2 separate regions of the Homo sapiens genome follow, and region 2 is linked to region 1. The links are chromatin loops, found by intact Hi-C in ENCODE. Cell type or tissue: IMR-90. All regions are shown on one strand. Links, peaks and the distances in the headings refer to the core of each region. The heading gives the core; the rest is flanking DNA.

Evidence for each region. Hi-C counts contacts between places; a loop is a spot of excess contacts. Peaks named below come from ENCODE experiments on the same cell type or tissue, not always from the same donor. Only the 100,000 strongest peaks of a DNase experiment are listed, where the experiment ranks them.
Region 2: a loop joins it to region 1, with 10 times the contacts of the local background. A loop is called at or near these places in 49 of 110 quality-filtered maps.

What each region holds. Positions count from the first base shown.
Region 1 is chr2:148,988,567-148,991,487 of GRCh38, reverse strand. KIF5C (kinesin family member 5C) reads right to left here. Exons shown (of 26, transcript NM_004522.3): 16 at 290-478. Among named protein-coding and RNA genes, the nearest start is that of LYPD6B, 49 kb to the left of the region's middle. In IMR-90, for the core only: a CTCF peak has its summit at 1,392 (motif pointing right); a DNase peak (open chromatin) is centred at 1,397.
Region 2 is chr2:148,639,352-148,642,272 of GRCh38, reverse strand. No RefSeq gene overlaps it. Among named protein-coding and RNA genes, the nearest start is that of EPC2, 3.9 kb to the left of the region's middle. In IMR-90, for the core only: a CTCF peak has its summit at 1,300 (motif pointing left); no DNase peak of the experiment used is centred there; H3K27me3 peaks cover 909 bases.

The DNA.
Region 1 (2,921 bases), core at 195-2,694:
AGAGATTCCACCCAATCTTTTACATTCATTAGCTAGCTAGCCATCCATCTATGGATGGGTAGATAGATATATCCTCGAAAAAGGGAACGGACTCAACAGAATTCATCTATTTCACACAACAAAATGTAGCCCTAGGAATAGACCTGGGCTGCCATCACCTGGGGAGGCCAAGCTTACACAAAGCAGTCCCTCAACTAAGCCTAAGGTGCACCATCAGCACCAGCAAGGGCATGGAGGGAGCAGATCTCAAGACAACAAGAGTGCAATGATGGGGAAGGGAAGGGCCCACCTGGGAGATGAGCAGCTGGCAGGCTGCCAGCTCCCGCTCGCTGGCATTCATCTTCCTGTTGGAGTCCATCTGGGCGCTCTCGAGCTGTTTGCTGCGGTTCACCAGGGACTTGACCTCTGACTTCATCTTGCTGATGTACAGGCGGGCCATGGTAAACTCCTCCTCAATGACTCCATTCACATCTGCCAACTGAGCAAAGAAGGGGACACACTCAAATGTTGCCCACAATTTCCATAGGTTCACGGACTCCCTGGAAACCTGCCCCTGGATCCCCAAGGTGTCCATGGATTTCTGGTTCAGAATCCTAATTAAAGGACAAGCGGAAAGTACTAAACATTCAACCCCAAGTTCTCCTACACCTCAGGTGAAACTTTCAGTTGAAACCCCCTACTAAATATAATCCTCAATTAACTAGGTTTTTCATTACCATCAATTTTTAGAAAGAGAAATGACAGCATAAGAAGAAACACTGAAGATTTTTAAAAGGAGATAACTTCAAAAAGGTATTCCATTCAATGTCTTACACCTTACATCTCTGTAACAGCAGCGACACCCAATGCTCCGAAAGGTGATGCTGAATTCCTATAAAAACTCAAATCAAAACTTCATTAATGTTCTCTATAGTGTGCTTATTCAGGTAGACAAGTAGTGTAATGCCTTGAATATGTTTCTATAAACAAGGATTGAAATAAAAAGGTGTTTCTATGTAGTCCTCAATTAAACAGAAAATCGAATAAATAAGAATGTACTATGAATTACCAAAGGGCTTCTTGATGAAGGTTTCTCAGCATAACTTTTCATTACTACTACCAGTCTATTTTCCTTTGCCTTTTCACACCTGTTCCTTCCAAACAGACAGTAATCTAGCTCATTATTTAAGATCATCTGAGAACAACAGTCTAAATCCACCTTAGAAAAGAAGATTCTGACAGCCAGCATTCCCGCATGATCTATATTTAGTTTCTAAGTTTCAAAGCTCTACTTGAAACAAAAGTTGAAGCAAGCTACTTGGGATAGAAACCCATCCGCTGAAATGCAAACATGGTCTTTAAGAGCAATTGACCAAATGAGCAAGTAACTGTGTGCATATTTTGTTTAGCCACCAGAGTGCAGCCTAGCACCTTAAGAGAAAACAAAGAGCCCTGTCCAGAATCCAGCGCAGAAACACAGGCTTCCACTGGTTGAAAGACAATGACTCCAACCGTGGTTTTTTGATGTTCCACAGTACACTCTGAGTGCCCACCTATGTCGTTATTGATGTCATTCACTCATCATATCACTATCTGTTCAGTAAACATTTGAGGGCTAAAAAAATGGAACCAGGTATCAGCCCTGAAATTTGGTAGCAAATATGAAGTACACTAGAAACTGCTGAGTGCCTGTAGTTTGGCATCAACCTTACCATAAGAATTCAACAACAATATAAATAGCCAACACACATATAGAAAAGGCTCAACATCATTAATTATCAGTGAAATGCAAATCAAAACCACAATGTGAAACCACCTTGCTTCTGCAAGAATGGCCATAATAAAAAAAATAAAAAAAAATAGATGTTGGCATGGAAGTGATGAACAGGGAATGCTTTTACACTGCTGGTGGGAACGTAAACTAGTACAACCACTATGGAAAACAGTGTGGAGATTCTTTAAAGAACTAAAAGTAGATATGCCACTCAATCCAGCAATCCCACTACTGGGTATCTACCCAAAGAAAAGATGTCATTACATGAAAAAGACGTGCATGTTTACGGCAGCACAATTTGCAATTGCAAAAATATGGAACCAGCCCAAATGCCCATCAGTCAATGAGTAGATAAAGAAAATGTGGTGTGTGTGTGTGTGTGTGTGTGTGTGTGTGTAAAATCATGGAATACTACCCAGCCATAAAAAGGAATGGAATAGTGGCATTCGGAGCAACCTGGGTGGAATTGGAGACTATTATTCTAAGTGAAGTATTAATAACTCAAGAATGGAAAACCAAACATCGTATATTCTCACTCATAAGTGGGAGCTAGCTATGAGGACACAAAGGCATACGAATGATACAATGGACTTTGGGGACTTGGAAGAAAGGGTGGGAAGTGGGGTGAGGGATAAAAGAGCACACACTGGGTACAGTGTACACTGCTTAGGTGATGGGTGCACCAAAATCTCAGAAATCACCACTAAAGAACTTATCCATGTAACCAAACACCACCTGTCCTCCAAAAACCTACTGAAATAAAAATTAAAAATTAAAAAAGTTCAACAATAGTACATGTCAAGTGACTCCAGTGTCAACAATACTGCAGAATGTATGTCAACAGCAAGAAAATTGACAAGTATCTATTTCTGACTCTACCTTCATGGAGGTCCTTGTTAAACCCATTTTACTTCCGACTGCCAAAGATCTGCCTACCAAAACCACTCCTCACTATATTCCTTTTCTATTCTAATGGCATGGAGACACTGGGTGAGAAAAGCATGCAATCTTTAAGTTGAGTGTGTTCTGCCACTGTCTTTAGTCCAGTGTAGGAGAAGGATGAGAAACACCTTCCTGAGCCTGACCAGGTGTATCTTACATCTTGTCCAGCCTCTGCAGAAAGACAAAGTAAAACCCATCTCTTCCACATGGAATTCACAGCCTACAC
Region 2 (2,921 bases), core at 108-2,607, 350 kb after region 1:
ACCTAGCTATTGCTGCCAATATTTGTTCTTACTGTGGCCTACCCTGTTGTCCAGCTTTGTACCTTTGTGCATAGAGATTTTAGAACCAATTAATGTTATTCAAAAACACCTTTTTGAAACCTGGAATTTATAGGAAGGGATTTTTGCTGTTGTGGTTGTTTCTTTGTTGTTCTTTTACTTTGACCATGTAAAAGATTTCTTCCCCAAATCTCCATTTTCTTCTCACCCTGTAGGCAATGATTATAGAGCTGGGAATAAAACCATTTAAGGCAAATAACACAATATACTTTTCAACGGAGACACAGCCTGTGTTTTCTTGGCTTCCAATTCAGTGCCCAAACCGGAATGCCACTGTTCACTTTTGGAAAGTAACTTTTATTTGTATATAAATATTACTTTTCATAAAGTTTATTTCTGATTGATTTGTTGAATACTCATATAATTGTTAGTGCTAAAAGCAAAAAATATCTTCTTATAAAATAAAAAATTCTCTCATGAAATATTTTTATCAAGACCTGCCTCAAATGGGTGTGCAGCCTAATAGCCTATTTTAATTTCCACATACAATGCGCTAAGTATAGTCATTCTAAAATCAGTCCACTTCAGATATGCTCTAGACCAATTCCAAATGACATGCATTTAGCCCAGCAAGCATAATATATAAGCACCCAAGAATTAAAACCAGTTTAAAGCCATATCAAAATAAAATCACTGTCTAAATGTAGTCTAAATTAGAATAAATGTCAAATAACTGTTAGAATTAGGATTACATTCCAGTGTCCATCTCCCAGTACTATAATCAAGGCAGGCAGCTTCCAAATAATGGACAAATTACTTTTTGAAAGGAATCTTAAAACTAGTAAACACAGTTGCTATTCAACTATTTCAGAGTTTTGCAAATGTCACGTTCTTTCTAATTGGCTCCTGGTTTCAGCAAAACCATTTGAAAGTTAATTGGGTTAGTATGTGAACTGCATCTCCACCCCTCCCCCTTATGTTCCCAGGAATGAGCCTAGTACTAATAAAGCTTCGTTGTTTTCCATATGTAATCTGAATGTGGGGTCTGCATTCATTACAATCAACTGGAATCAGTTCTGTGGTTCCAGTGCCCTTTTCTGAGGCAGCTCTGCATCTTTGAGACATAGGGACAGAGACTACACTGAGAGGTGACCTGCCAAACATCTACTTCTACCTCTGCATTTGCCACCGTGGGAATAGCAGATGGTAAATAAAAATTTGTGACTGTGGCTCAGTTTCTTAGCAGCATCGCTCCTCTCAGACCTGGTTGGAATCACAGGGTGCCACCTTGTGTATAAGCTGACGATTTACTTCCCAGCTCCACAAAGGATCCAAATAGACTCCAAAATAATCAGCCTGAAAGCTCTGCATTTTGGTAACTAAAAAAAAAAGAAACAGATTTGAAAACACACAGCTCCAGAGGGTCCACAACACCCAATTTTGAATTGCACTGACAGCCTGTCTCATTTGTTGCCCCACCCGGACCGTAAAACACAACCAGTGCTCCACATTTGGAATAGATTGACGCTGCTCACTCAGGCTTTTGGATGGGGATAAGAGAAATAAGTAAAGCTCTTGTGATGAAGCTAACAAATCTGACTTGGACAGTTATGTGTGTCCAAACAGCAAGCAAGCTATGTAGATGTAATTTCAGGATTTTTTTTTTCTTTCTTTTTTTTTTTTTTTTTTTTGAGATGGAGTCTCTGTCACCCAGGCTGGAGTGCAGTGGTGCAATCTTGGCTCACTGCAACCTCTGCTTCCTGGGTTCAAGCAATTCTCCTGCCTCAGCCTCCTGAGTAGCTGAGATTACAGGCACATGCCACCACGCCTGGCTAATTTTTGTATTTTTAGTAGAGACAGGGTTTTGCCATGTTGGTCAGGCTGGTCTTGAACTCCTGACCTCATGATCTGCCTGCCTCAGCCTCCCAAAGTGCTGGGATTACAGGAGTGAGCCACCGTACCTGGCCTGGACTTTGGATTTTTGAGAGGCACTAGGTTCCATTGAGCTGATGAATATGAGCCTACTTGTTTTAATAAAATAAGTAAAATAATTATTTTTAAAAATAAGTACTTATTTTAATAAAATTGGATGATAGTGAGGTTTTAAAAATGACCGAGTTTGGAACAGAAATACAATTGTTGGAGCAAGGCCACGGGAGGTTAAAAAATAGGATCCTTTCCAATCCAGCTACCTTGCCCTTGAGAAATTCCACACTTGGAGGAAACCCACTCTAAATTCAGCACAGCTGTCATTCAGCTGAAGACACTATTACATTCATGGAACTAGCTGGATGATTCATATTATTTTCATAAGGGTGTTGGAGTGGAGATCCTGGGGCTTTGGGGGCTACAGATGCACACCCACTGTTGGTTTAGGGCTCCTGAAATGTATATTCTTCACAGTTTCTGTCTCCATTGGTGCATCCTGTTCTCCTGAGGCACCTCTGAAAGGTAACTTGGAAGGTTGTTTCAATCCCTGTGAAGGCAGTTCAGTCTCACTGACTTTGCTGGCCCATCTCAGACAACAAGCAGGCTCAGAGCACCAAGCTCACTGGGGTCCAAGTGTTAGCTAAGAGGAGTCCATTGTTAGGAAACTTGGGTTGCTCGTCTAAACATGGTTCCTCTCACCTATTTTTTTAAATCTCTACCACCAACAAAAGATTAAATGTTTATAACCACAGATTTGTGAATGGCGTATGCAGCTGGAATCCTGAATTGAAGAAAATCGGTGAATTGATTTATTAACAGCCATGCCTTACTGATCTGATCTTTTGTTGTCCCCTAGAACAAAATAACCTGTTTCCTAAGAAAAAGGTTCTGATAGTAGCATACTGAGAGCCCCTTAAATTCCACAGTGACTTGTTAGGAGGTAGAAAGGAAAGCCACTTTGTTTTCTCCAAATT